Linked DNA regions of Homo sapiens: region 2 is linked to region 1. A link is an interaction called in ENCODE POLR2A ChIA-PET data of the cell type or tissue named here. Cell type or tissue: GM12878. All regions are shown on one strand. Links, peaks and the distances in the headings refer to the core of each region. The heading gives the core; the rest is flanking DNA. Region 1 overlaps ARHGAP26 (Rho GTPase activating protein 26). Region 2 overlaps ARHGAP26 (Rho GTPase activating protein 26).

Region 1 (15,219 bases), core at 3,228-11,227:
AAATACTGAGAAGTAGATAATTATTGAATGGGTTCATGTTTGGGAGCCAGAAATTACCTTCCACTTCATGGTGCAAACTAGGGAAAGTGAGGAAGATAATGGTTTTCTACAGTGAACCTATAGGGTGGCATAAAATGCACATAAGTGAATTTTTATTTTTATTTTCCAGGTCTACAACTCGAACAAAGACAGCCAGAGTGAAGGGAGTAAGTACGATGCTTGGGTAACCTTCTACAGCCAGGGTTGGGAGTAGGCTTTGAGAAGTTGCTACTCCAGGTGTGAACCACCAGGCGGTGCTGTGGGCGTGTTGGGTTGGCTCCAGTTCCCGAGTGCAGTGGGACATGCCTCCACCCCAACTTTCCGCCAGTGACTCCAGAGGGACGGTAAGTGAGCCTGGCTGGCAAGGCTGTAGTGTAGTGACACCTTGCATTGAAATAATGGGTCACACTTTACAAAGCATTCTCGTGTACATTATCTCCTTTAATCGTAGGTCTTAAGACTATAGCTCGTCACCACTTAAAAGTTACTTAATACAACAATACTCAACTCCTGGAGAGCCTTATCCTGTGGGAAAGCCAAAGTTGCTGTTGCCTCCAGCACGGTCTCGCTCAAAGGACTGGAGAGGCAATAACTATGTTAGGTGATTTCTTAGTAACTGTTTTCTTTGTGGTCTCTTGTGGGAGGAAAGAATGGAGATGAATTCTATGGTAATATTCCTCTCTAATGGAAGTGTCCCTGGGCAGCCTCTGTAGACTGTAGTGCATTTGCCCTGCTGCTGCCTGTAAGCACTCTGGTTAATCATGATTTCCAAGGGTACCTGTAACCTTGTAAAGGCAATGGGATTAAAATGAACCTGCAACTGGTAGAATGTTTGGGCTGATTATCTCCTTGGTGTATAGGAGAAAAAACAAAATCCTTCCAGGTTGCTGCAAGAGTACAAAGGAAATCCTGTCACCTTGCTTTGTAAAATCCACTTGAGAAAAAATTTAAAGGTTGCCCTACTGTGAATTCCAGTTGTGTTAGGAAAATCAGTAGAACAGTGCCTCTCCATGTGGACCAAAGGATGAAGTTGTTTTTTTGTGAAAGCCATTACAGGACAGAGATTTTTCCCCCCCTTTCTTTCTCTTCAAAATATAATTTTTTACCCAGGAGTTTTGTATGAAATATTAAATAATTTGGAATGCCTGCTGTGGGTAGGTTGAGAGGCCTTTATGAGATGAAAAAAAAATGTTCCCCTCCACCTCCAAAAAAAATAAAATGAGCAAGGGAAAAATTTCAAGTAAATATGCAAGGAAACAAAGAAGTAATTCCACCCTACCCCACCCTTAATTAGGTAAGATTGTTTTAGAACACTTGAAGTCAACTCTGACTAACTGAGGCAAAAACAACAGTAACAATAATGAAGGAATATGTAAGGCTGTATGGTAGCTCATAGTAAGGTCAGAGGAGCTGAAAAGCTAGGCTTGAGAATAGATGAGTTCTGGAGACCTAGGAACCCGGTGAGAAAGGGTCTTCTGGATAATACGACAAAGCTCTAAACTGTTTGTAGTCCTTGCCTCACCTTTCTGAACATTGAGATTTCCAGGCAACAAGTTGGTCTAATTTGGGTCCACCCAGGGAAAAACTGTACATTTTGATTGAGAGTTTCAAGACTGCTGCAAAAAATGGGAACAGAGTAGTTTCCCAGAGGGAAATCAGGGAAGCCATCAGGACCAGAGGGGATGGATGCCAAGCAGGCTACACTAACAGATACTCACACCTGGCCCTGCCTGGGACACATTGCCTCCATAATAAAGGACCCAAGAGTGGTGGGGTGGGGGAGGAGAGGCACGTGAATGGAGACCTCCCCCTACACCAGCCAGAAGTTTACTTTTAACTTGTGACCTTATGAACCTACATCTCTCTACTTGGGATAAATCCCAATAGATTTGAAGGACAACCATGGTTCTAGTGGTGGGCATCCCAACTGGTTCTGACATTTCTTAAGGCATTTCGAGGATATGCTTTGGAATCCTTAAAAAAGTGACCACCCTCTAACTCCCCAATGGCTTATCCTAAAGAAATCATTAGAGTGCAAAGATAGTTTGTACAACAAATAAATTTGTTGGGGCGTTGGTGATAATAGCAAAGAATGAGAGACAATCTAAATACCAAATAGGGAGTTGGCTAAATAAATTAAGGAGTAATACACAGCCTTTAGAAAGAACCAGAGAGGGCTGGATCTATTTGCAGAAATTGTGCTGATAGTTTGTTAATGATTGAAATTTTAAAAAAATTAGGCTATAGAACAACATACATAATAACATGCATTACTTGACCTCCCTCAAGAAAAGAATAAGACAAACAGTTTTATTTTGGAAAATATAAGCAGTTGTGACATTTTGCTTTTTGCACCTCATTATTCACAGAGCAAAGAGAGTTGCTTGCCTTGGGTGTCTAATGATTCTTCAGTCATTACCCTTTCATCTAGCACACAGGAGGTAAAAAGATGGGTTAAAAAAATTGGTCACTTTTGCCAGCACGGTGGCTCACGCCTGTAATCCCAGCACTTTGGGAGGCCGAGGCGGGCGGATCACAAGGTCAGGAGTTAGAGACCAGCCTGGCCAACATGGTGAAACCCTGTCTCTGCTAAAAATACAAAAATTAGCCAGGCATGGTGGCACACGCCTGTAATGCCAGCTACTCAGGAAGCTGAGGCAGGAGAATCGCTTGAACCTGAGAGGCAGAGGTTGCAGTGAGCCAAGATCGTGCTATTGCACTCCATCCTGGGCAATAGACTGAGACTCTGTCTCAAAAAAAAAAAAAAAAAAATTGGCCACTTTTTCAGGAGTCATTTAAATAGGAATTGTTTTTTTAGGGTATTGATTGATTTCTAAGCTGGCAAACCAGTGTGATGGTCTGGTTTAGTGCTTCCTCACCCTTTTTTGAGTTTGGACCCTTTCCCACATGGTACAGGTTCTTAGCTTCCCCTCCTTGGTGGGGTTGTTTTACTGTATCTCTTGATTGCAGTAATTTACAATTTAATGCAAACCCCCCATAAGGCTCATCTACCACAGGTGGCGCTAATGCTCTGGGTCTTGATTGTTCTGCAACACTCCTTCTGTTTATGACACAATCTAAACTCTTTTAAAGATATGAAGCCAATCTGATATGAATTTAAGAGTGAGACACTGCTCTTCTTAACCAGATTCCAAATGTCTAGAGTCCAAATTCCAAATGTCCGGCATTTTCTTTTCTAGGAAATGTTTTGGTGGGAATTTCAATGCAAACATTTTATCAGAGAGCCAGAATGTTCTGAAGGAGCAGTTAACAAAAGGGAATTTCTGAATTCGTTTGCTTTCATCTCGAAGTTTCTCTCAGGGCATACGGTGCCTGTGGAGTATAAGACAGGGCCATAAGTAATGTCTGTCAGCTGCTGGTATTTTCCAAATGACCCAGTTGCCAGGGAGAGGATGGCAGCTGATAAATATATGTACATTTCTTTGCAGAGCCTTTTCTTCTCCTCTTCTCTATGCTCTGTTTGGATCTCAGGTTTAGAGAGATGAATTCATCACACTCCCCTGTTCATGGCACATTATCAGCACAGGTTTCTTGATTCATTCATTCTTTCGTTTCATTTTATTTATTCATCCATTCCCTTTTAGTTCTTTTTTCTAAAATGTGTGTCTTTTATCTTCCTGTGTTCTTGATAAATGGTGTGTGTTAATAAATGGTTCTGGGTCTTGTTTTATTTCTTACTTTGTGCCCTCATCATTGTGTCAGGAGCCATTCGTATTCCTCTGTGTCCTTTTATGCTGTGGCTTCTGATTACTGCATAATTTGTGGTACACAGCACTTTGTATCTGTTTTTGTAGAGATGTACTCCATCTTCTCATGCCTCCAACTCCTCATCAGTACTCACACCACCACAATGGACATCTTTGTACATATCTTCCTGTGTGAGAATTCCTCTGGGATACACCCACCCAAAGCATTGCTGGACAAAGGCTATGCATATACTTAGTTTAAGCACTCTCTTGTATTGTTCTCCAGAGTGGTCGATCCGCAGTCCCACCAACCCTACATGCAAATTTCTCCATTCCTGCCAACTCTCACCAGTATTCAGCTCTCTAATTTTTTGCCAGTCTGATAGGTGTAAAATGATAGTTCATTGTTGTTTTAATTTGCATTTCTCTGGTAATTAATGAATTTGAGCATCTATTCATAGGCCTGTTAGTTTACTGGGTTTCCTCTTCTGTTAATTGCCTATTCATGTCCTTTGCCCATTTTTCTATTTCAGTTACCATCTTTTCTTTTTGATATGTAAAAAGTTCCTACTGATTCTAGATACTAATCCCTTGTTAGATTTAGCCAGTTTAAATATGTTCTCATCTTGTCATCTGTCTGTTAATACGTGGTATCCTTCTTTGACTATAAATCCTTCAAAGCCCTTTTATATATTCAAATCATCTCTTTTTTGCTTTCTTGTTTATGATTTTCAAGTTGTGTTTTGGAGAAGGCCTTTATGACCCATGTCACAAAGATGTGTACCTATGTTTTCTTTTATTGGCTTTATGAGTGTGTCTTGCACATTTAAGTTTCTAATCTAGCTGATTTCCACCACTGTATGAGATGTTCCATGAAGATCCATTCTTATTTTTATCCTTGGGAAGAGTTAGTTTTCCTATCAACATCTACTAAGCTATCCATTCTTCCCTCGATTGATTTGTAGTGCCAGTGTTCTTGCATTTTAGGTTTGCATATTTTAGTTCTGTCTCTGAGCCCTTTATTCAGGTTTTTTGTGTAGCTGTTTTTGTCCCAATACCTCTCTGTTTTTAATAATAACTTTGAGGCAACTCTTAATATCTAGTTATATAAGTCTCCTCTATTTATTCTCCCTTTTGAGGTTTGACTTGGGTATTTATGAGTCTTTATCCTTCTGTATAAATTCTATAATAAGTTTAAGAAGTTTCCCCTAAAATAAAATTTTTCTTTGCGAGTGCATTGAATCATACAGGTTATTTGGAGAAAGTTGACACCTTTGTAATATTAAGTCATGTCTTCCAAGGGTTTTGAATGTCTTTCCATTTATTCAGACCACCAGTGTTTTTTATTAGGATTTTATTTTTCTGCCTAGAGATCGTGTGTGCTCCTGGTCAAGTTAATCCCTAAATACTAAATTTAAAAACCAATATTTTATTTTGCCAGCCCTGCTACCCATGGGGACCCTTCCTGGATTTGCTTCTAGAATGTCAGGAATCTATATCAGTGACACCAGATTCTCTAATTTGTCAAACTCTTACCTAGTAGAGAAGGGAAGGGGAAAAAGGGAGTATTGGTAATAAAGAAGAAGAAAGTATGATATTGTTTCTTCTTAAGCTTTTTTTTTTGAGGAAGTGGTCACTGCCAGTGTCAGTCACCTAGTTATCTGATACTTGTCATTGATTCGTCCCTTTCATTATTACAAAGAACAAGACTTCCCTGGGCAAGAACCATTTCTCCCATCTCACCCGCTGCAGCCCCGTTTGCTGTATCTCTCGATGTCTTTTTGTCTTTTTGCTGTTCCCTACCTTTGGGTACAAGGTAGGGAATATCTTTAGGGAGTTATAAAATTTACTCCCCAAAGACTATGAGAATTGGTTCATTTTTCTTTGTAATGAGTCCAGGTTGGAAGCAGGATGAGAGGCCTGTTCTCAGCTCAGGCTGCTATTGTCCTGCCGTCCCACCTGAGGGAAGGTTAGAAAGCCGAGAACTTGTCAGAGAGAACACACCAGTCCAGTGCAAGGGAGTAAGAGAAGGGCAGGCTCTTACAGTGTGAGTTGGTCTTTTCCAAGTTTGATGTTTTAAATAACAAATGTCACTGCCTACTTAACTCTAAAAAGATTAGCTTGTTTACAAGAATGCTGCCCTCCCACTGTTTCTCCAGCTGCTTGAAGGCTGAAGTCTGACAGATTGAGGCAGAGAGGGCTCAGTCTCCTAATCTTGACTTTATAGTGCCACTTTCCTCAATGTGGGTATTAACTCAGATTCCATAGGTTAATCGGGTTATGTTGAAAGGAATATGCTGAAGTTGCTGCAGGCATGCCTTCTCATGCATGTCAGGACCTGGCTTAACACTGGCCATCTGGCTTTTCAGAATGCCATTTTGTAGTTCACTCCACTTCTCACTCTTGTTCAACATTTTCCTGTTACTCCCACCTGGATCTTGTGCCGGATGAAACTGCAGGAGTCCAGGCTTCCTGTAGCTCTTCCTTCAGTGAATGCCTCTAGAAGTTCTTGGACTCCTGGCCTCACGTGATCCTTCCATCTTGGCCTCCCAAAGTGCTGGGATTATAGGCATGAGCCACCACGCCCAGCCTTCTGGGAGTTCTTAAGGGCAGGTGGCACTGAGATATATGAGTACCGAGAGGTAAGGACACTCATAACTAGAACACACATCTGTCTCTACCTTTAAAGCTCATGTGATCTGCTGTGGAGGTTCAGACCACAGGGGAACAATAGACAGATGGCCCAATTACATCGTGTGGGTGTATGTCATATTCAAACCATCTACAGAAGTACCCAGGGTGCAGACTACATGCCCAGAGCTCATGGATTTGAGAGTGAGCTACACTTGAAAAATGGAAATTTCCTCCCTTCTCTCCTCCCCAGAAGAAGAAAAAATATAACACTTCCTCCTCTTTGCATCCAAGTCCTAGTCCTTTCTTTCCTTGTGGTTTGTTTTTAATCTAGTGCTCTAGTGCTTTTTTTTTTTTTTTTTTTTTTTTGAGATGGAGTCTTGCTCTGTTGCCCAGGCTGGAGTGCAGTGGCATGATCTCCGCTCACTGCAAGCTCCCCCTCCCGGGTTCACGCCATTCTCCTGCCTCAGCCTCCCAAGTAGCTGGGACTACAGGCACCCGCCCTCACGCCCGGCTAATTTTTTTGTAGTTTTTAGTAGAGACAGGGTTTCACCGTGTTAGCCAGGATGGTCTCGATCTGCTGACCTCATGATCCGCCCATCTCGGCCTCCCAAAGTGCTGGGATTACAGGCGTGAGCCACTGCACCTGGCCTAATCTAGTGCTTTTATAAGAATCCTTTATATTTGAATAAAAATGCTGAAGAACCCACTGCAGTTTGCCAATTTGTCATTCACACTGGGAGGTGGGGAGAAGAGCAGTGATTGAAGAAGGAAATATGAACTCATTGTAGAATATTACAGAAATACAGCAAAATGATTTTGAAACATTCAGTCAAAAATCATTGGTAATATTATTCCCAGAGATACTTCCTTCTTGCCTTTTTTAAATGATGTCTTGTATGTATTTTGTCAATGTCAGTATGAATTTTAATTTAACTGGCATTATGTTGAATATGCTTGTTGTATTCTGCTTTAAAAATTACAGACATTTTCTGATGTCATGAAATGTTTAGAAGTATCACCTGTCATGGTTGTTTAATATTCTGTCATTGGACTATATCTTAATTTGTTGAATCATTTATCATTGTTAGACTAATGCTCTTTCCAGGTTTTTGGTATTACAAATAACATTGGCCTATGTTATTCATAATAGCTTCAAAAGTTATTAATTTCATCAGTTATTGGCCTTGTACATCAGCCTTTGTACGTATCTCAGATCATTCTCTTTGGGTAGATTCCGCCACGTGGATTAGAGAGAGGGTTTGCATGGAGGAGTAATGTGTGGCTGGTGTAGAATAGCATCCTGGGTGTAGAACTTTGGACAGGTGGTGCGCCTCTCTAAGCTTCCATTTCCTCTTCTGTAAAATGGGGATAATAATACCCCTGCTTCATAAACTCATTGTAAGAATGAAAGTTCAGCACATTAGTATCTGCACATTAGTTGGTAAGTGCCTAATTACTCTTGGTTATTACTCTTATCATCTGGCCAGGCCAGTTACTCCCACAACAAAAGGAAAAACCCACTGGAAAGGAAAAGCCAGCTGGATTGGTAACACTGCTCTTGAAGGGAGGAAGACAACCTGCTACTGTTTCTCAGTCTTGGTGCTTTATGAGTGTTCATTCATTTAATCCTCGTTACTGTATTTCTCAAAGTGGGGTGTGCACACCACTGGTGGTACACTAGGTCATTTGAGAGAGTATATTTTAAATTACCATCTAGACTTCTGTATTTATTTTGATGTGTATTGTGGGGGAACATAAGTTCTCTGAAATCCCCTGATTTTATTTTGTTTTATTTCATTTATTTTTTTGAGACCCCTGTCACCCAGGCTGGAGTGCAGTGGTGTGATCACGGCTCACTGCAACCTCCGCCTCCTGGGCTCAGGTGATTCTCCTGCCTCAACCTCCCTAGTAGCTGGGATTACAGGTGCCTGCTACCACACCTGGCTAATTTTTTTTATTTTTAGTAGAGATGGGGTTTCACCATGTTGGCCAGGCTGGTCTCGGACTCCTGACCTCAGGTGATCCGCCTGCCTCGGCCTCCCAAAGTGTTGGGATTACAGGCATGAGCCACTGCGCCTGGCCAATCCCCTGATTTTACAAATGTTATTGCTTAGCACAGGGGTCCACTTTTTTTAGTAAAGGGCCAGATAGTAAATATTTTTATTTTTATAGGAGTATTCAACTCCGCTATGGTAGTGTGAAAGCAGTCACAGACAATATGGAAATGAGCAGGTGTGGGTGTTTTCCAGTAAAACTTTGTTTTACAAAACAGGCAATGGTGAATTTGGCCCAGGGACTGTAGTTTATTAACCCTTGGCTTAACACAAGGCTAAGTTTTTAAAATTAGTCTAAATGGGATGGCATGAGGTTTTGAGAGGGAGCATGAAAGTGTCACACGATGGGCTGCCATTTGTACAAATGCTGTTCACAGCAACTGAGTTTCCAAAGGAGCTCACAGGCTTAAAGAGGTCAAGGGAGCACAGTTGAGAAGTAGTGAAGCTCATACTCAAACCCTAGCCTGCCTCATTGCCAGGGTCATTTTTTTCCTGCAACACTTCATATGCTTGAAATCTTTGATCCATTCTGCCATCCTGTTCATATGTGGTCCACCCATGGGGGCTGGAAGGAATTTCATCATCAGACTCCAACATCTAACCCCTCTAGTTCTTTGTGGCTGAGGGGCCATCCCATATTCCTTCTTAGTGCACCACCTCATTAGAGCCCTCAGTGGTTCCTCAAACACCTGTGCACAGTGCTGGGTGCACAAGGGTCACGCATTTCACTGACTGGCTTCCCCAGGGTCAGACCCTTAGTGTGGCCCACCACTCTCCCACAGGGATTTGGCAACACAACATAATGCTTTATATGTTGTTTCTGTACATCCACTCATCCTTCTTTAGGCCGTCATTCAGAGCAAACTCCCTGATGGCGTTTTATTCAGGTTTGCCTTGTTTTATGAGGACAAGATTGAGGACCAGGAGAGGAGATGGGGAGGGACATCATTACCATTGCTCTGTTTCCTATTGTTGTGCCTCTGACTGTACATTTCCTTCATCTCTGTTCCTCAGCCTCCCTTGATCTGTAAAACAGAAAAGGAGATTTAGGCTTGAAAACTGTAGGGAAAGCCTTGATGGGATCGCCTGGGCCACTATTTTTAAAAGACATCTAAAGCCTTCAGCCATTACCAAAAATCCACCGTCTCATGAAAGCAGCAGAGGGCAGAAAAGAGGATTTGTTTTTCTTTTGCTTCTAGTCACCTTTGGCCTTTTGCTGTTAGAACACCCACAGTTGAGAGGCAGGAGGAGGCAGCCACCGGTAACCAGGATCCTTTTGGGATCAGAACCATCCAGAGGCTGCCAGGCCTCTGCTGGTCGGTGGCTTATAAATAGAACATTTCCCCTTTTAAACCTGAGAAGGGTGGAAGGCATTAATGGGCACAGTGGCCTGGCCGCCTATGCACTGGCCCACGAGGCAGTCAGCTGAGTGCAGCATCCCCTCCAGCTTTCTCTCCAGGCCTGCCAGGTCTGAGCTGATAGAGGACAGACACTCTGCCTCCCTCCCTTGCCTGCGTTCCTTCCTGCCCTCCTCCCCACACCCTTTTTCTTTCCCCTTTCTCCTCTCTCCTGTGCATGCAGTTTCCGTGGCCACCACTTTCATCTTCTGAGCCGCAGTCAGGCGAGGTGGTATAATTCTAGCTCTCCCTAGGTGCTGACTTTCTACACCTCACTTTTCATTATGAGTTGCCTGTGCAACACAGTTGCTGTGGTGCATTGAGCTTGAATTACATTTAGTTGAGCTGTAATACCCCAGCTCTAGAATAGCCCTGGCTCGGAGGGCAGGGGGCTGGAGAGAGAAGAAGGGGCAGGAACAGCTTGTTTTTGCAGATATTTTATTATTTGAGTTCCCAGCTATTTTGTTTGATGAGACCCTGGCCCCCAAAGCTATGACTGGTGGTGGTACTCCTTGGACTTGCATGGATAATCAGAAGCCTTTCTGCTTGTCCTAAAAGACACTTGACAAATCTACCCTCTCTCTCAGCTAGCTTTAGACTGGCAGATGCAGCCAGTGTATGCCTCTGCCATGGCCTAATATTCCCCTTTCCCTCAGTGATGTGGGCTCTGTACTGACAGCAGGCTGCAGCCTGAGCAGGTGTGAGCCACCCGTTGCCATCCCAGTTTGGGCTTCAGCCAAGAGACAGTGAGCAGGTCCCTGGCTACATCTTTAACCCCTAAAGCCCAGTGCAAGGGGTTATTGAGACAGAGACTAAAATATTTCCCCCACTGCCACCGAGTACAGGCTTCCAGTTATTGTGGTTAATGTTTATTGAGTACATACTGGGGAGTGGGCAACATGTTCACTGCTTGATATACGTTATGTCATTTGATCCTCCTAAGAACCCTATGAGCTAGATACTATTATTGACCCCATTTACAGATGTGAAAACTGAGACTTCATTCTGAGGGCAAACTTGGTCACTCCCTGCACTGATCAGAGTTGTCAGAGCCTGCAGCTCACAATCGGCATGTAAGATTGAGCAGAGGGTAGAGTAGTGCTTAGAAGTGTTAGCTCTGGAGTATTCCACACGTGGTTTGAAATCCCAGCCTCAAGAATTACTGAGTGTGTGATTTTGAGAAATTAATTTCTCCAAGCCTCAGTTTCTTTGTCTGAAGGTGGGAATAGTTTTAATAATTAAATCTTTGGTTTTTTTGGAAGAATAAATGAGATTAGGATGGACATCCTTTGCTCAATGGTGCCTGGTATTATCGGCAATGATTAAATGTTGCGCTTTATTCTTATTACCAATAATGTCATCATTATCCAAAGCCAGAGCCCGTTTATATAAAAACGTGGCACTGTACAGTCTCTTTAAAGTTCCTCCGGGCATTGCCTTATTTGATTTTCACAACACCTGCATCTTATATGTGAGGGGAATGGGTCAGAGAGGTGAAGTATGCCCAGCTTACACAAGCAGTTTGTGGAGACACCAGGGCTCAAATCTTAGGCCTTTGATTCTGAATGCCCTCTCTTTCCCTGCCCTTCGCTGCCTCAGAGTTTGTTGTGACCAACAAATTGTTCTTAAAGCATTTCGAGGTAAGAAGACAGATAGGTAAAGGCAGGAAAGTGACCTTGATGGGCAGAGGCAGTTGGTTCTCTGTTTGAAACACTTCCACCCTCAGAAAGCTGATGATGATCTCTTTCGGTTGAGAAATCAGTGCAAAACCACCGGGCCTTAAGGCAGAAGGGAATTGAGGCCACTGTGTAATTCATTCTCAGAATGTCCAGATCCCCATGTAGGAGACAAATGGTCCTGATTAAGCTGGTCAGTGTTACTGCAGTGTGCATTAAGCCTTGCTCTTTTGCTGCTATTCTGATTTGGAATTTTAAGGTGGACTAGGAGATTGCAGAAGTAGAAACCCACAAAGAAACACTCCTTCCATCCCAGGCAGATGTATAGTCCTCAGCCTGTGCTGTGCAAGAACCTACGTGCTGTCACCCTGGATGCCTGTCTTTTGCCAAGAATTGGAACACTCTTTAGAACCTCCCCTGACTGTGGCTGAGAGCTGGTAGGTTTATTCCCATCCAGGCAGATTTTTGTTTCTGTTCCTGCTACCTATTTTACTTTACTCTATGTCTCTTTCAGCTTATTTTTCTGTGTGTTTGTTTTCAAGAAACAATGAAAAAAAAATAGATGCCTTTGTATCTGGTAGGCTAGGGAAGAAAAGTCTGACTAGCAGTATTCTTGCTTTGAGGTCAGGGTATGAATGAGATCTCTGTCAAACCTGTTTGTCTCATGCTTCCCACTGCAGGGGCCTGAACTCTAGAAGGTACCAATATATGCAGCCACCTGTCACTATTCAAGGCTCCTGGAATGTGGAGACTTTTGGCCTGTCGGCTCCTTGTGTTTTCAGCTGGTGAAAACATGGATTGTATTTATTCTTTCAGGACATATTTATTGAGATTAGTCATGAACAGGGCAGATTGTCTCTGCTCTCATGGAGCATATACAATGAAAAGAAATTGACAACAAAGAGTAAGCAAGTAGATAAAGGTATAATTTCTGGTAGAGATGAGTATTCTGCAAAAATAAGGGCTGGTGGATAGAGGATAAGGGAGAAGGGAGTGATTTTAGATACCTGGAGCAGGAAAGGTCTCTCTAAAGAGGTGACATTTGAGAAGAAATCTGAACAAAGGGAGGGAGGGAAGCGTGTCAGGAGTGGGTAGATGAGTGTTATTGATGGAGTGACCAACATGTGCAGAGGCCCTGAGGTGACGTGAGCTACTTGTGTTCTAGGAATATCAGGAAGAACAGTGGTGCCCGGATGGGAGGAGGCCCTGGGGGTGAGTGGTCAGGTAGGCTGGGGCTAGACCATGTGGGGCCAGGAGATAAGACTGCATTCTTAGTGTGAAGAGAAGTCACTGGAGAGTTGTGATCAGGTGCATGACATGAGCTGATGTATGTTTTTAAAAGATGACTCTGGCTGCTGGTGGGGAATAAACCGTAGTGGGGTGGGTGGGGGTGGGGGGTGGGGGCAAAATTGAAGCAGCTGGGAGACTGCTGCAGGCAGTCCAGGCAAAGGATGATGGCAGCTTGGATCAAGGTATTAGCAATGGATATGGTGAAGAGTAGTTAGATTCTGGATACGGTTTTAAGTTATTAGTGACAGGATTGGTTAATGGATTGGATGTGGTGTGTGAATTGGATATAGGGTGTGAGAGAAAGCAAAGATCAAGGATGATGTTACTGGAACAGAATATCTTACAGGTAGAATATGGTCCTCTCCCATCTCATTCTTTCAGCCAGGTTGAACATAGTGCATGTTTGGGGACACATTAGGACTTGAGCTCCCCAATTTATTATTTCTGTCACCTTCATGATTTTTTGTGTTTTTTTTTTTTTTGAGATGGAGTCTTACCCTGTCACCCAGGCTAGAATGCAGTGGTACAATCTTGGCTCACTGCTACCTTTACCTTCCTGGTTCAAGTGATTATCGTGCCTCAGCCTCCCAAGTAGCTGGTATTACAGGCACCTGCCACCATGCCTAGCTAATTTTTTTTTCTTTTTTTTTTTTTTTAGTAGAGACAGGATTTCATCATGTTGGCCAGGTTGGTCTCGAATTCCTGACCTCAAGTGATCCACCTGCCTCGGCCTCCCAAAGTGCTGGGATTCTGGGTATGAGCCACTGCACCTGGCTGACTTTTTAAATATATACATATACTACTTTTATTATTAATTTGCTTACTGGTTTTAAACCAATTCATCCATTTTTTACCTCAGTTTATTTAAAAAAGAAATATATTTTGCTATGTGTGATAAATCAGTAGATTTCTAATATTCATTAAAATAAAAGTATAACTGAGAAATGTTTGTGAACCTCTTGGAATCATCCCATATGCCAAAGTGGAACAATCCAGCATTCCATATTAAGATGCATAGCACTGGCAAATAGTTGTTGTCCAGCAGGGAATGTGGTATAGATACTGGCAATTGACTAAATTAAGTCATTTTTGTTTGTTTTTGGTGGTAATAATCTTAATTGCTTAGTATATAGTACAGTGTTTTTCCAAGTGGGGTTCTCGCATGTACTGATGCATAATTGCCGGGAGAGGGCCCAGAATCTGCATTTCTACAAGTGCACTCTTGTTCACTGGAGTTGAGAGCCGCTACTGGAATAGAAATGGTAGGATCCACAGAACCTGATCCACAGCCCCCAGTTCCTTTCTGACTGTCTCTAGCAGAAAGCAAAGAGTAGAAGAGGATGAGCCCAAGAGTCAGACTGAGTTAAATAAAATCTTGGTTCCACTACTCACTGATGCTATAATCTTACAGAAATTCCTTAACCTGACTGAGCGTAGGTTTCCTATCTACAAAATACGGATGATGATGATGATGATGATGATGATAAGAAAATGATGCACCTAACTGTGTAGCTCAGAGCAATGTAGTCTGTGCTCAGTAAGTGTTAGCCACGGTTATCATTGCTGTTGTTACCACTTAACGTGAGTCTGGCTTTCCTCATCATAAAAACTTAGCAGAGATATTGGGAAAATCAAATAAACTATAGTTTATTAATTTATTTTATAAACTGTAATGTATTATCCCTCATTACACTCATTAGTGTGAAAACACAGTAGTTATGAGTAAGAAGAGTAGCAAGACTTACCCTATGGGGTTATCATAAAGATAACATGAACTTGAATATGAAAAGTATTTCATCAACTGGAAGATTTCATTCAAATATTAGGATATAGTAACATTCTAATATTGGTAATACTAGGTAATATTGGTCATGATCATGTATTGAATACCAAGTAAATCCCAGTTGCTATACATTTCATTTGACCCTCGTAGCATCCTGTTGAGTTATCCCCATTATACAAGCGAGGAAGGTGAGCCTCAAAAAGGTGAAGCTAAGGTCATATCCAGCCAGAGGTAGCTGAGGCAGGGTTCTAATCCAGGTCTGTCTGGCTTTATAGCTCATTCAGTTTCCACTACCTACAATTCTGTCTGTGTGACTTTAGTTAATATTAAAGTTAGTTCACATTCCCTGAACATACCAGCCAGGGGGCAGAGAATAGTCTGGTGTAGGGATGGTGCATGGGGGTCCCTGGAGTGCTGATCTGGGATTAAAAATTGGCTGTGGGTAACCTCCACAATAGAGAATGCACACCCAGATAATTAAGAACCAGTTGGCCACCTTTCCTGGGCCCCACTGAAGCTTCTGAGAGCTGCTATCATGAGGACAGCTTTCCAGGGGCCACAGCCCAGGGAGCCCTGGCAACCCTGGGGCTTCACATGATTAGGGGAAAACAGGCAAGCCCTTCTAGTCTTCCCTCTGTG
Region 2 (15,219 bases), core at 1,923-9,922, 210 kb after region 1:
GGTGGTTTTCAAGGTTAATTCCTAGGCTAACCGTATGGCCTATAGTTTAAAAGCACATCTATGTTCACTGCCACTCTGAAAAAGGGAATTATTTCTCAGTCTTTCAAGGCTTGAGACTAATATAGGCCATTGTGATTCAGGAAGAAACCCAAGGTTGGAGGGTGGGATGAGTACCCTCTGAAAAAGGGAATTTGCTGGTGAAAAGAGGCTGGATCTTGTGGAAGACTGTCTTGGATGGGGAAGTACTACCTGGAGATTTCAAATTCACTTGGCCTGCAAACAACAGAGTTATCCGTATCTTCCACATGTGAATGTCATTGCAAGGGTGACTCTAGACAAACTACAAACCGATGGACCGTCAAGCTCCCCAGGAGCCCCTTGGATGGCAGCGTTGCTTCAGAGTGTTTCCTGTTTCTGGAATTCCTTGTTAGGGAACTTTAAAGAAGAAAAGAAAAACTTGAATTGTGTTGAATTACTGTATCTTTTACTTTTTTTTTTTTGAAAAGATAAACTTGTAAATAGAGTGATTTGAAATACTATATGGCAAAGTTTTATATTTGATATTCTTTAAGTTAGTTGCTCACACACTTAGGCTTTGATTGCTGAAGAAGTATGTTTAAGAGGGAGAGAGGGGAGGCAAAGCTGAAGAGAGTCAAGGTCACTGTCCCCGCTTCGGCCTGAAGGAAAGAGAAGACATTTCTATGGCCTTGCTCTCTGCTGTCCTGTTGGTGGGCACGACACATCAGTGGTGTTCAGTCTTTATGTGTTTTTAAGCATCCCTTGGGCTTTGGATTTGGAGATGGGAAGAGCATCTCCAGGCAATGAGTTTTTCAAAGAATGCCTACTTAGTAGTAAGATGAAGCTCAGGATTTAAATAAGTGGGGTCAGGCATTCGAGTTTTTGTCTTTCTTCTCAGGTGTATTTCTTGGTACCCCCAAGATATCAGGCCAGAAAGAGATGAGTCAGTTGCTGTGCTCTTTACTTCTTTTTCTCCACATCTTCTGAGGCTTTAGAAATGTGGACAAGCTAGTTTTCAAATTTTGTGTGCGTCTGTAAGTTCTTAAAGAACCAGCTTCTTAGAATGTTCAGTTCTCAATGTGCTGCTGCTTTCCCTTCTCCTAAACATTTTAAAACTCTTCCCTTTCACCTCCAATTCCCGTGATCCCAAAAGAAGAGGAAGACTCCAGGAGGGGTATAGATTGTGCCGTCATAGCTTTACAGGTGGTTTTAAAGTTAACAGGGGTTTGTCATGGTGATTCACTACTCAGTTTATCAGCTCAAGGATTATACAGCTCTTTTCCGGGAACTCACCCAGGAGCAAGCGAGACACTACCATTGAATCAGGGAATGAGAATTAAGAATGGACAGGACCAAGACAGAACTCAAGAAAGCCACTGGGGAAAACTCGAGAAGAAAGGGAGTATACTAGTAGGTTAGATCTGTGAACCTGAGGACAAGAAGACCTTGGGAAATGGAGGCCTCAGGGGATGTGCATTCACATACTATTACGCTTCTCAAAGAGAGACCAACATCATGCTTTTAACACATTTGATGAGGTTTTTTATTTGTGTTTTTGTTTGTTTTTTGAGATGGAGTCTCACTCTGTGGCCCAGGCTGGAGTGCAGTGGCGCAATCTTGGCTCACTGCAACCTCCACCTCCCAGGTTCAAGTGATTCTCCTGTCTCAGCCTCCCAAGTAGCTGGGACTACAGGCATGAGCCATCACACCCAGCTAGTTTTTTGTATTTTTAGTAAAGATGGGGTTTTGCCATGTTTGCCAGGCTGATCTCGAACTCCTGACCTCAAGTGATCTGCCCACTTCAGACCCCCAAAGTGCTGGGATTCCAGGTGTGAGCCGCTGCGGCCGACCACATTTGATGTTTGAAGTTGTAATCTGTCCCATCATAAACTTACCTGGAGCTCATGTGGAGGAACAGAAGGCCAAGATCCTTGCTTTGGGGGTGCCTCACGAAGCATCCCTGTAGACATTTGGCCCCAGCTTCACTGCTTGGAAGCATGTCCCTCCCTCTTGAGTTGGCTCTGATTTGAAATCGGGAGAAACAGAGCTGCTGCCAATGGGATCTTTTAGGTAACTCCCTCCCTAGCTTCCGTGTGTCTGTGCAGTGCCCATGAGCTGCTGCCAATGGGATCTTTCAGGTACCCCCTCCCCAGCTTCCCTGTGGCTGTGCGGTGCCCTTGACAGATGGCTTCTCTGTTTCCCTTTGCCCAGCCAGGCTCCCCTCCTTCCTATTAGCTACAAAACTGGATAAACTTCAGAATATGAGCCAATGAGTAGGAAGGAACTTGAAGACTAAAGATTTTACTCTCTCCCCTATCCATGCCCCCTACCTCTGACTCTCTCTGTGTGAACAGGAAACTTTAGGGCAGATGAGGAGAATGAATTGGTTATCAGAGTGGAAGACCATGGCCCAGGATCCCTGAGCTTTCCCAGTAGCCTCCAGTTTCCTTTGTAAGACCCAGGGATCACTTAGCCATAGCCTGAATCTTTTAGGGGTATTAAGGTCAGCCTCTCACTCTTCCTTCAGGTTACTAACAAAATTTCGTAGCTAAAGAATGCCATGGCCGGGTGCAGTGGCTCACGCCTATAATCCCAGCACTTTGGGAGGCCGAGGCGGGCGGATCACGAGGTCAGGAGATTGAGACCATCCTGGCTACGACGGTGAAACCCCGTCTCTACTAAAAATACAAAAAATTAGCCGGGTGTGGTGGCGGGCGCCTGTAGTCCCAGCTACTCTGGAGGCTGAGGCAGGAGAATGGCATGAACCCAGGAGGCAGAGATTGCAGTGAGCCAAGATCACGCCCCTGCACTCCAGCCTGGGTGACAGAGCCAGACTCCGTCTCAAAGGAAAAAAAAAAAAAAAAAAAAAGAATGCCATGCCAGGAGAAGACAGCTGGTTTCAAATCCCTGCCCCCAGGCAAGTAAAACCCTGACTTGCTCAAGACAGAAGATCTTTTCTCCTGTTTTTCAAAATAAACATATATAGGGATGGACCCTGTGCATTGTGGCCTGCCTTGGTGTCCTAGAATTGGAGCCAGTCTTTAGCTTAATGTCTGAAGTATTTATACGGCCAATATGTGTTTTCTTATGTCAGACCACACTGTCTTTTTGAATATCAGTTCATTTCCTCTCACCGAGTGCTTTTCGGTGAGAGGCAAAGAGAAAGAATGAACAATCAAGTATTGACAGACTGGCATTAGCAGGACAGAGCCATACTAGTGACAAGGGCATCCCAAGGCACTTGCCCAGAGCTGCAGAGTTGTGTGTGCCATACCTGCGGCTCAAAGGGAAGGCCTTCTATCCCCTGAGTTTCTATCAGCTGAAAATGGCAACTGCTGTCTCAGTAAAAGCTCTGTCTTGACTGCAGAGGCTCCAAAAGCATTCACAGTTGAGGGGGAGAAAGACAGAAAGAAGAAGCCAAAGATAACCTGATCCCTGCCTGTCTGTTGGCACCTGTCATCCTCTGGCTTCTGCTCCCAAAAGCAAGTCTGGATGACTGAGTTTTGTGGACATGGCACTCCCGGAGACAGCAGTGGCCACCATGGCACCCAGAGTTTGCCCAAGTACTGAATGTTTTGTGAGCAACCATGTTCCCCAAGTAGGTAGCCAGCGCTGCAGAAACCAAACAGCCTCTTAGCTACCTGACTTTAAAAGGAATGACCTAGGTGTTCTGCCAAAGGAGTTATCTATCATCTCTGGCAAACTTGACAATCATCACTTACCTCGACAACCCTGCCCCACATCACTTTATAAAGTCAGCAGGATGTCTTCTCACCCACCCTGTGCTGGTGTCTAACAAATTTATCTTGTCATGCTCAAATGTGTTTGGCAGCCACACCGATCGGCTGGGTGCTGAACCGCCTCTCTGTAATTGTAGCATCAAAATGACAACAGCAGCAGAGCAGCGAATCTTGCACAGCCCCACAGCATGCCTGAGACAAGACTCCAACAAGTAATAATTAGCTTTTTTTCTCCTGCCGCCTACAGTACCTGTCTAACTAAAGAGCTTCCCAAAGTGGAGGGAAAGGCCATAGAATCCAGGTGTCATTCAGAGCCAGTCCTTGCTGAAATGTGGTCTTCCAGTGGAAGCACCTGTATTATTGAGAGGAAAAAGTGTTGGATGCAAAGTAACACCAGGACTAGAGAGAAAGAGAAAGGTGAACCATCCTAAGGAGCTTTGGATACTTTTTTAGAAGGATAAATATTATGCTTACTGAGGAGAAAAAAAAAAGCGATCACAGAAAAATTTCACAGCTAATATTTTTACAAAAGTTGTGCCAGACATTACAGAGTGAAAACGTCTCTCAAGGTGGAATGCTTTAGAGAGCAAAGGCTTAGCATAGACCTAGACCCTTGTGTGGGTATGACATGACATGACATGTCCATGTCAAAATTCACTTTAGTCAGAACCAGAGTATTGATAAACAAAATGTCAGTTACCTGGAGCAGTCCTGGAGAGGTTAAGACATTCTATACTGTTCTACGTCAACCATTTCTACAAAGTTGTCCAGACACCTAAAAGCAGCTTTCTTGGTTATCCAGATGCCAGAATCAACCTTGTATCTGACAATGCACATCTGTTGATTCTAAAGTATATTTATGTGTGTGTGTATGTGTGTGTATACAGCACATATTTACATCTATGAAGACATAGACACTTACAGAGACCCACATGAGCTGGCACTTTCTGAGCCTTTACAGCCTTTAAGACTCGGAGGTTGAGAATTAGAGACACAAGAGAGGCTGTGGATGGCCTATTAAAATGATTAAAGATGTAAATTCAGTGCCATTTTAAAACTGTTCATATTTATCAAACAATTACTGTCTACAGCTACATTTTTTGTTAACTTACTTAAAGTCATGTCGCAAGAAAGATCAAACCCATGAATGCTTAGTAGCTAAGGCTAGTGTTCAAAAGCACTCTAAAAGACATTTTGTCCACATTTTGGAAAAGAAAATATTTGCATGTTTAATTCATAATTTAGGCTATCTTTGAGTATACTGTAAAGTGCTGTGTGATATAATATCAATAAAGTACTTATTAAATGGCACTTTAATGTTTTCTTTTAAAATAACGCACTGTTCTAAACTTCAGTATTGACTATTGACTCGTGCATAGAATCCAATGCTGTAATTAGAAAGTAATCTGTGACTAGAATAGACCTTTGTCCCTGTTAGTAGCCCTGTTGCCATGTTCAGGCTTTTAAAAAATGCTTTTGTGTCACCAAATATATCTATAAAGAAAACAAAATTTCTGTTCAGAGGCCTCTGAAACTTGGCTTTCTTACATGTGGTTGGTTTATGTGACAATCCCTATGAAATGAGTGGACGTATGATTTTTGAATTAAATGACTTTTCCATTTGGTGGTATTTTCTTGAGTTTCTGATAGAGTTTGACTCAATACATGCTTTAATATGTCTTCAAATAAGCATATATACATGATGATCAAAGGTCACAAGTCTCGGCTCCTGCGGTTTTTGGTGACAACCACCGTGCTTATTTCTGATGAGCTCTGAGAAGCTTTGCTTTCCATTTAGGAAGAGGTCAGATGCTAGGAAACTTGAGAATTTGCTCCTCAGGCATATTAAACAATTGAGCCCGAAGAGTCATAGTCCACTTCACATTTCTAACGTTCTTCTCTTAGAATACATATTGTTTTATTCTTCCTAAATTTGACTTTCTAATCACCTATTTTCTGAAACCTCATGAACACAAGGATGGAATCATCAGAGCCAGAACACAGGCAATGCCCCCAGCACAGCTGGTTTGTAAGTCTGTTGTTTAGAGCTTGTTGCATGCTGTCCCAGGCCAAGCCAGATCACTGAGTCTTCGCATTCATCATGTCCCTTCCAGATACATTCTGAGTGGCAGCCTGGGACCCAGGCTTCCAGTGAGCTCCCAGCTTCTGCCACAAGCACAGAGGACTCCCTGATGGGCTCAGTGGAGGCGGCATGGGGAAGCCAGCGCTCTGGGGACTGAGGATGAGGCTTCTGGCTTCAGATGCTTGCCCTGGGAGGGGAGGAAGGGATGTGAAGCTCCCTTGGTCCTGGTTCTAAGGGGAGGGGGGCTATTTAAATGCGTGGGTCACATGTGAGCTGTCTGCTTGTCCTCATTTGCCACTTCGGGCACTCGTTTACCCCTGTGAACAGCACAGGCTGGCAGCAGCTGCTGCCCTCACTGAGTTGACAGCCTCCTCTGGAAAACTCCCCCAGCACCCAAAGCGTCCCACATGTGTGGGTCATCCTGTAACTAGGCGAGGCTTTCTGAGTATGGTGTACATCTATGTCTGATCCTTCATGGAGAGAATGAAATACGTGGTGTGTATTTTATCTTTGTCCTTGGCCTTTCCAATAGATTTCCCAATCACTTCAACTTTCATGCCTTCCTAGCAGAAGGTTTTAATTTTGTTTTGCTTTTAACAGCCACTCAGAGCAGAGCGCAAACTGTCACGTCCTGTGGTTTTGCTTGGTGTTTTTCACTCAGTTCTGACTGCATGATTAGTCCTAAGAGCACCTGGGTTAGAAGTGGATTTGATTGACAGTTGAAATTAGGTAAATGTTAGAGAGTGAGTGTGATGAGAGATTTTCTCAGACCCCAAACACGCTTGCTCATGAGAATTAAGTCATGGCTCTAATTTCTTATTTTCTCAGTTCTTTCCCAACCTCCACTCAGATACCACACTTCTCTCCTACCTGAATGTGTCAGTGTCATTGGCTTGCCCTGCTTTTAATAGCACCAAGCTAAGCTGCCACTAATTAACTATGCGGGGTTAGTCAGTGTTGGCTGACTGCAGCCTGCACAGCAGCCAAGGGAGGCTCTAACCTCCATGGTAACTGCTCGGGGTGGGTGAGGTTTGTCACATGGAGGAGCTTTGCATAACCATCCGCAGGGAAGGGGCATGCCCATGCCGGGATGCATCCTTCAGAAAGCCACCCTGCGGTACCCAGTCAACATCAGACAGTGAGGACCAAAGCCAGAAGGTTTTAAGTTGAAATGATCAACACGGAGACCCTCTGTATCCCACAGCACTTAGCAACTCCTGTCGCACTGTAAATCTGTCACGTCTCTTACGTCATTGGCTCCATGAAGCCTGCTGCAACTTCCTATTAGCTGAAAGCCAGGTAGCTTTGATGCCTTCCCCAGGCCAACCAGCAAATTAGTAAAAACGTGAGTCCATGGGTTCTTTCTTTAGGTGCCAAATCACATCTTACCCTCCAGGTCTTGTGCCCACCGTAAACTTGAAATATTTGTTCTGACACTGTGGCTGGATGTCCTTTTGGGATTTGTGGGTGGGGGTAGATTATTGGAAAGAATTATTAACTGTTTTTCTACCTTTTCTGAATCTTCGTGACAAAGAAAAGGAGTAGTCATGCTTGCCTCACCTGTGATGAGCAAGTTGAAATTATGGCCGTAGAGGATGGCCATCTTTCTGTTACACCTTTTCTCCTATCACACCATTTTTCTCCCTCATGTACTTTCTACCTATAATTAATTCATGATTTGTCATCAAATGTTTGAGGCCCATCTTGCTCTTAATAAACAGCTCAGTTAGGACAGAGACCAGGTCTTGTTCATCTCTGCCCAGTACCCAGCCCAGGGCTGGCATGCAGCAGGTGCTCATAGCCCCTGGGTGGGCTGACCAAGGGGAAAAAAAGTGGGGAAAGCACTGCACTAGAAGGCAGTTCCTCCTCCCTGTTTTACTCTACAGTTATAGTTGGAAGAAAGAAATTGCATGTTATTACACTTGGGTACTTGAACACAGGGTAACTTTGTGACCCTTGGCAAAACGCACCATTTGCTCACATACTGGGATTGGAGCTTGTGGGAGGAAGACCTCCCACCCTCCACTCAGGCACACACAGCCACATTCTTTCCCAGCCTCCTTGGCTGGTGCTGGGCACAAGAAACCATCTGGAGAAGCAGCTGACCAAGAGCCCGAGACCCTGTGCTGTCATCTGGGTTACTTAGGGGTTGTTTCATGAACCTTATGTGAAAAGGGCCTGCCTTCAAGCAAAACCACATCAGAATCACCCCCAAACATAAAAGAAGTATTCCTTTGTAAAGTCCCTTCACGGAAATTCCACACTGTCCCACAGGAGTTTGGTCTGATATCTAACACTCTCACTGAGGGAATTCTTTGGGTCTGACTGAAGTTTCCCATGTGGCAGCTTAAGTCCATTTCCGTTCTGTTTTTCCTTACAGTGGGGAGTAACTGGCCATGGCCCATTGAGAGCAATCACCCTCGATTTTTTATGTTTCCATTCAGCCATCAGTTATTGACCACCTCTTCCATGCCGGAGCTGCTACAACCAGGAAGTGTAAGACATGATCTCTGTCTTCAGGGAACTCAAAATTGGCTTCTGCCATAGGGAAATATACAAGGAACAGCGTTTGCCATGTGGTATGACCATACTAGCAGTGTGTGGCAGGTAGTGCAGTGCGATGAGGAAGAGGCATCCTTCCTACTGGGAAATAGGAACCAGAGAAAGTTTCACGGAAGAGGTGGCATTCAAGATGGACCTTGAAAGATAGAGAAGAGTTTCCCACTTAGGCAAATGGAGACATGTCCCAAGCAGAAGGACAGCAAGGATCAAGAATGAAGGGGGGAGAGAGAGAAATGGGGAAGGTGGGAGTGGGGAGAAAGAGCAGAGAGAGAGAGGTGGCTGGGTGGTTAGGTATGATTTCAATGTGACTGAAACATGAGGAGTCAGGGCTTTCTGGAGAATTGAAAACTCTAGTCACCCTTACCCACCCCGCCTGTTAGCCTTTAGGCTCTGTTTTCTCTCAATGACTGACAATATTAGCTAACATTTAACTAGGTACCTAACGCTGTACTATATTAATCACTGAATCCCCAAGACATTTGAATGAAGTTCTATAATCATCTATAATTATAGATGAGAAAACTGAGGATCAGGGAGGTCACACAAGCCAGGTGGCGGTGAACCTAAAGTTCAAACACAGGTCTCTCTGCTTCTACAGCCCATATGACTTTTTTTTTTTTTTTGGAGATGGAGTCTCAGTCTGTTGCCCAGGCTAGAGTGCAGTGGTGTGATTCCAGCTCACTGCAGCCTCCACCTCCTCGATTCCAGCAATTCTCCTGCCTCAGCCTCCTGAGTAGTTGGCATTACAGGTGCAAGCCACCATGCCCAGCTAATTTTTGTATTTTATTTATTTATTTATTTATTTATTTTCAGTAGAGACAGTGTTTCACCATGTTGGCCAGGCTGGTCTCGAACTCCTGACCTCAGGCAATCTGCCTGCCTCAGCCTCCCAATGTGCTGGGACCATATGACCTTTTAAAACTTCCAAATTTATTTATAGATACACACACATAATTTTACATAAATGCATAATCACATCACACGTGATCACTTTAAAATTTCGTGGCAGTTTTTCCTTCTGGTTTTGATTTGGTTCTTCCATCCCCCACATCAGCCTCCTCCCTTTGCAGAACCCATGTTGACAACCTCATTTTGCCCTTCTCAGCAGTGAGCCCTTCAGAAAGCACAATCTCTGGCACACACTCAGCTTTGGTTTTCCAGTGGCAGGAATAAGAGCAGGAAATGTTTGGATTAAAAATTTTCTTTCCTTCTAGGAGCCCTCTGCTTACTCATCTTGGGTGAATAGTTCCCCATTTCTTGAGCTCTGTGCAGATACTCCTCATTCCCTGGGCAGCCCCGGGGACTCCAGCTGCAAGTGTTGGCCAGTCACTTCATCTTTGGGGATGTGGCATGGAGGCAGCCCCCACAGAGGGCCCAGCCGTGCTTTGCTGGCTGGAAATATGTAATGTGAAATTTTTAAAAAATTTAACAATGTGAGGCCGGACACGGTGGCTCACGACTGTAATCCCAGCACTTTGGGAGGCTGAGGCGGGCGGATCACGAGGTCAGGAGATGGAGACCATCCTGACTAACATGGTGAAACCCCGTCTCTACTAAAAATACAAAGAATTAGCCGGGCGTGGTGGCAGGTGCCTATAGTCCCAGCTACTTGGGAGGCTGAGGCCGGAGAATGGTGTGAACCCAGGAGGCAGAGCTTGCAGTGAGCCGAGATTGCGCCACTGCGCTCCAGCCTGGGCAACAGACCCAGACTCCATCTCAAAAAAAAAAAAAAAAAAAAAAAAAACTTAACGATGTGAAAATGGCTCCTTTCTCCACCCCGATCCAGCTGCCGACAACAGACCTTCAGGCTCTATGGGATTGCCAGGGAAATCCCATGAGCGTGTGTCTTCTTCTGGGAGAACCAGTGTGTTTCTAACCCGATCTTCTAATGCTTAAAAATAGATCATTTTCATGGCATTTGAACCCCCTCTTGAGCCTAATGAGATTTAAAGAAGTCAGAGCTAGCAGAGAGAGCACGAAGACTCAAAGCAGATGATGGGTGAGTATCTGTAGGGCACAGGAATAGTGGGAGTCAACTAAGGTGGGCTTACTGAGCAAGACTCTCACTCAAGTCTCCTACACTCCCTGAAGGGGGCTAAACTGTTGCATGTTAAGAGGCCAGTGATGAAGTCTGTCTCATTGATGGAGCACTTCCATGTTATGGGCATTGTACTAATTGCTCTACATTAGTCTCATTTAATTCTCAAATCAGCTCATGAAATAGGTGCTGTTGTTACCCTATTTTGTAGATGAAGAAGCCAAACATTAGATTGGGCAACTTGTTCAAAGTCACAGAGTTAATAAATAACAGAGCAGAGAATCAACCCCAGTGGGCTGACACTAGAGCTTAACGCTTAACTCCCATACTCTTGACGCTCTTAATTCCCGTACTATTCTCACTCTGGGAACGATCTCAGAAGCTCCACTCCCCAAACGTCCTTCACTTCTTTCACCCCAAGGGAATATCTTTTGTTTTGTCTGCTTGGCATCCAGTACCCATCTTTCTGGTAACAGCACCTCTGTTTTCCTTTGGGGAGCCACCCTGCCTCTCCCCTCACCTTGGGTTCCATGGGTTTGGGTGAGCTGGCATCAACCCGTGATCCAACCGTGAACCTGTGACCCTGCTCTGGCCTATGAGATCATCACATCTACCCAGCCAAAGTGATTGATTGATTCAGGAATGGGCACAGGGCCTAGTTAAGTCCCCAGTGCCAGGGCTTTGTCCTGGGGAATGGTATACAGGACACAGCAGAGGAATTCATCCTATCGGGAAAGAATAGTAAGTGCTCTTTCCCCCAGCCTCGATGTCTCCTCAGCATGAACACTGTCTGCCACTTGTCTTCGTTTAGAGGCCCAGTATAAAGGCTCCTATACTTTATGTTGACTATTTACTGAGATTTTAATAGGGTACCTCTCAGAAAAGTTGTTTCAGATAGCAAGCAGAAGATGTGAAATATTCATTACAATATAAAATGGACAAACAGTGTCCCACTTTGATCAATCCTGGAATGATTTCACTAAAAGAAAAATCTAGGCCAGGTGCTGTGGCTCATGCCTGTAATCCCAACACTTTGGGAGGCTGAGGTGGGAGTACTGCTTGAGCTTAAGTGTTTGAGACCAGCCTGGGCAAGATGGTGAGACCTCCATCTCTGCAAAAAAATGTAAAAATTAGCCGAGCACAGTGGCACATGCCTGTAGTCCCAGCTTCTTGAGAAGCTGAGGCAGGAGTATCCCTTGAGCCCAGGAAGTCGAGGATACAGTGAGCCGTGATCATGTCATTGCACTCCAGCTAAGCTACAAAGTGAGACAGTCTAAAAAAAAATTAAGAAAAACAGAAAGAAAAGACTTTATGCCTTCCTCCACTCTGGAAGCAAAGCTTATTTTTAAAATACTGACTCTCGTTCTCCATTCTGGGCCAGGAAAAGCCATGACTGGATCTCATAAGAATAGGGAGGAATTGTGTCATACAGAGGCCTCTGCAAATACTTTCCCAACCACAGTTGATTCAAGTCGTCACTTGATGATTTGGCCCATCCCAGGGGTGCATCAGTGTTGAGACATTTCACCCTGGAGTTCTTACAAAGGACCCCTCAGTCAGTTGTAATAAAGAATGGCAATAAATCATGCCCAGATCATGACATGGAATTGGATGGCATAAAGTGCTCCTCAGTTCAGAAAGATGTTCACACACCTTGGAGGCCGCACCCAAACCTGTTCAACCATCCCACAAGCATGAGTCTGAGACACTCTGGGGGCACCCAGTTCAGACCTTCACCTTCACTGAGGTGGGACAGCTTCGTTGGAGGCCCTGAAAGGGGTTAGGTATGTCTAATCTCAGATACCCTGCTGCTGCTCTTCCTCCATGCCGTGCTCACATTTTTCTTGTTTCAAGGACTGCCAGATAAAGGGATTCCAAATCTTTTTTCTTTTCCTTTTTTTCTTTCTTTTTTTTTTTTTTTTGATACAAAGTCTCGCGCTGTTGCTCAGGCTGGAATCTCGGCTCACTGCAACCTCCGCCTCCCAGGTCCCAGTTCAAGCAATTCTCCCACCTCAGCCTCCTAAGGAGCTGGAATTACAGGCACGCACCACCACACCCGACTAATTTTTGTATTTTTAGTAGAGATGGGATTTCACCATGTTGGTTAGGCTGGTCTCGAACTCCTGATCTCGTGATCCATCCGCCTCGGCCTCCCAAAGTGCTGGGATTACAGGCGTGAGCCACCGCTCCCAGCCAGGGATTCCAAATCTTGCAGGAACACCTTCACTGGCAAGGAGGGCACTCCTGGCCCACAAGAGATAATACATTCACTTAAGTACAGCACTTCAAAATGTTCAAGGGATTTTTTTCTGCTCCAAATTTTGATCATGGCACACCTCTGATCAAAAAATTTCAGAAGCTCCTTGTGGCCTGGAAAGGAAGGAAGGAGGGAACAAAAGAGGGAAAAAAAGAGAGAGAGAGAATCCTTGCTCCTTAGCATAGCATTCAAGGTTTTTCCAAGTATGGCCCCAACCTCTTCTCCAATGCCCCTGCATGCAACTCATGTCCCAGAAGCACCGACTCTTCATCATATTACAACCGCCTGAAGCAACATCCATCTATCCATTCCTTCATTCTATTATTTATTGGGTCCTTACTTGTATCCACACCCAAGGCTAGGAACTGTCTCCCACTTGTGTTCCTGAGGTTCACATGCCCTCCACTTCTCCCACCACAAGGAAATATCTGTTGTTTTTGCCTGTGTAGCATCCGTTACTCTTTCTTCTGGTAACAGCATCTGTTTTCCTTCACGGAGGTCCCCCCCTACCCCTCAGATCCCATGGGTTTAGGTGGCAACAATGATTTATTTATGAACCCAGTCTGGCCTATGAGATCATCAAGTCCACTGAACTAGAGTGATTGGTTGATTCAGGAATGAACCTAAGATCTAATTAAGTCCAGGGAGAATCAACATTCTAGATTTTTTAGAGAGGTAGTGGTGAGAGACTTGGTCTGCTAGATTTGGAGCCATGAGGACTGCTGGTGGCTATCTTGTCCCCTCAATGAAGGAGGCTGCCTGAGATCTGGGTGGCTTAAGAGCAGTGCTGAGAGAGACAAAGAATAGCAGCACCCATGCCATTGGGCCAGATGCACCTGAGCTTTTCCACTACATCAGCCAATAAATTCTCATTTTGCTCAAAGCAATCTGAATTGGGTTCTTTCACTTACAATAGAAATCCTCAGCTCTAGATAAACTCAAGGGTGATTTCTGCACCAGCCCTCTGTCCCACTTGATTGTCTGCTCCTCTGTGAGGAGACAGAGAACCTGACATCAAGTGTGATTCTATGGGATCTTGAGGTAATCGCTCCTCTTCTTTGAGTATCAGTTTACTCATCTTTAAAATGGACATAAGAACACTTCCCTTCTAAGGCTGTATGGATTAAATGACATCTATTAATGTGCTTTATAAAGTTCATTGCCCTCAAGTCAATAATATAGTATCACAATATGGATTGTTTTTTTCAATTTGTGGAAGGAGTTGGCAATGTCTTGATGTTTCCTAAATTGTTGCAGAGCCATTACTGCATTCAGCCTGCCAGTCTTGGGAGTCACCTGGGGCTCTATGGGTTCTGCCCATTACCACTGTAAAGGAGAACCCTACATATCAGGTGTCATCCATTTCTCCCCACTTGTTTCCCTGGCCATGGCCGAAAGGACTAGACACGAGTAGACACCTGATGGGGTCCGGATCTGTGTCCCTGCCCAAATTTCACATTGAACTGTAATCCCCAGTGTTGGAGGAGGGGCCTCGTGGGAGGCAGTTAGATCCTGGGTGTGGAATTGGAGGAGGGGCCTCGTGGGAGGCGGTTAGATCCTGGGTGTGGAATTGGAGGAGGGGCCTCGTGGGAGGCGGTTAGATCCTGGGTGTGGAATTCTCATGAATGGTTTAGCATCGTTCCCCCTTGGTCTGTACAGCGAATGAGTTCTCAGGAGATCTGGTTGTTTAAAAACATGTAGCACCTCCCATCTCTCTCTCTTCTCCTGTTCTGGCCTTGTCAGATGTGCCTGCTTCTCCCTCAACTTCTGCCATGATAGAAAGTTTCCTAAGGCCTCCCTAGCAGCCATCATGCTTCCTATACAGCCTGTGGAACCTTGAGCTAATTAAACCTCTTTTCTTTATAAATTACTCAGTCTCAGGTATTCATTTACAGCAGTGCAAGAATTAATACAACACCCAAGCCAGAGGCCATCAAAATGCCAGTGGTCTGGCTTAAACACATGATGCAGGCCAATCAGATTTTTGCTCCTGTGAGTTTGACCTTTGAGGGAAGCTGTCCTTAGAGATGGGTGCATGAGATGAGAGCTCCTGATATCCAGCTAGGACTGGTGGTCATGTTGCACTGGGTACAAGTTTAAGACACAAAGAGGCCTATCTGCAGAGGCAAGAGATTGGTGCACAAAGAAAAGACCAGAACCAGAGAAAGCAAAAAGCTGCCTCAGTCCTGAACAGCTTTCTATTTTCCTAGAAGGACTGTGTTCTGTGCTCTGTTTTAGGATCCCAGATGATCCCTGTATCCTTACAATTAACACCTCATAGTATTTGGGTGAATTTGAGTGACTTCTCTTCCTTACAACCAGAAAGCCCTGTAGTAGTCTGTTCTCACGTTGCTAATAAAGACTTACCCAAGACTGGGTAATTTACAAAGGAAAGAGGTTTAATGGTTTTACAAAAGAAAGAGGTTTCATGGTTTAACTCACAGTTCCACATGGCTGGGGAGGCCTCACAATCATGGCAGAAGGCAACAAGGAGCAAGTCATGTCTTACATGGACAGTGGC

Evidence for each region. ChIA-PET counts read pairs that join two places held together with the same protein. Peaks named below come from ENCODE experiments on the same cell type or tissue, not always from the same donor. Only the 100,000 strongest peaks of a DNase experiment are listed, where the experiment ranks them.
Region 2: POLR2A ChIA-PET joins it to region 1 with 17 read pairs; 2 of 35 experiments call an interaction of 5 or more read pairs at or near these places.

What each region holds. Positions count from the first base shown.
Region 1 is chr5:143,013,911-143,029,129 of GRCh38, forward strand. ARHGAP26 (Rho GTPase activating protein 26) reads left to right here. Exons shown (of 23, transcript NM_001135608.3): 12 at 170-206. Among named protein-coding and RNA genes, the nearest start is that of ARHGAP26-AS1, 150 kb to the left of the region's middle. RefSeq lists enhancers at 5,636-5,685, 6,106-6,315, 7,996-8,085. In GM12878, for the core only: no CTCF peak of the experiment used is centred there; DNase peaks (open chromatin) are centred at 5,467, 6,461 and 10,061; H3K4me3 peaks cover 2,084 bases; H3K27ac peaks cover 6,252 bases.
Region 2 is chr5:143,223,620-143,238,838 of GRCh38, forward strand. It overlaps ARHGAP26 (Rho GTPase activating protein 26), which reads left to right. Exons shown (of 23, transcript NM_001135608.3): 23 at 1-5,388. Among named protein-coding and RNA genes, the nearest start is that of ARHGAP26-IT1, 39 kb to the left of the region's middle. RefSeq lists an enhancer at 5,950-6,009. In GM12878, for the core only: no CTCF peak of the experiment used is centred there; a DNase peak (open chromatin) is centred at 6,602; H3K4me3 peaks cover 672 bases; H3K27ac peaks cover 4,374 bases.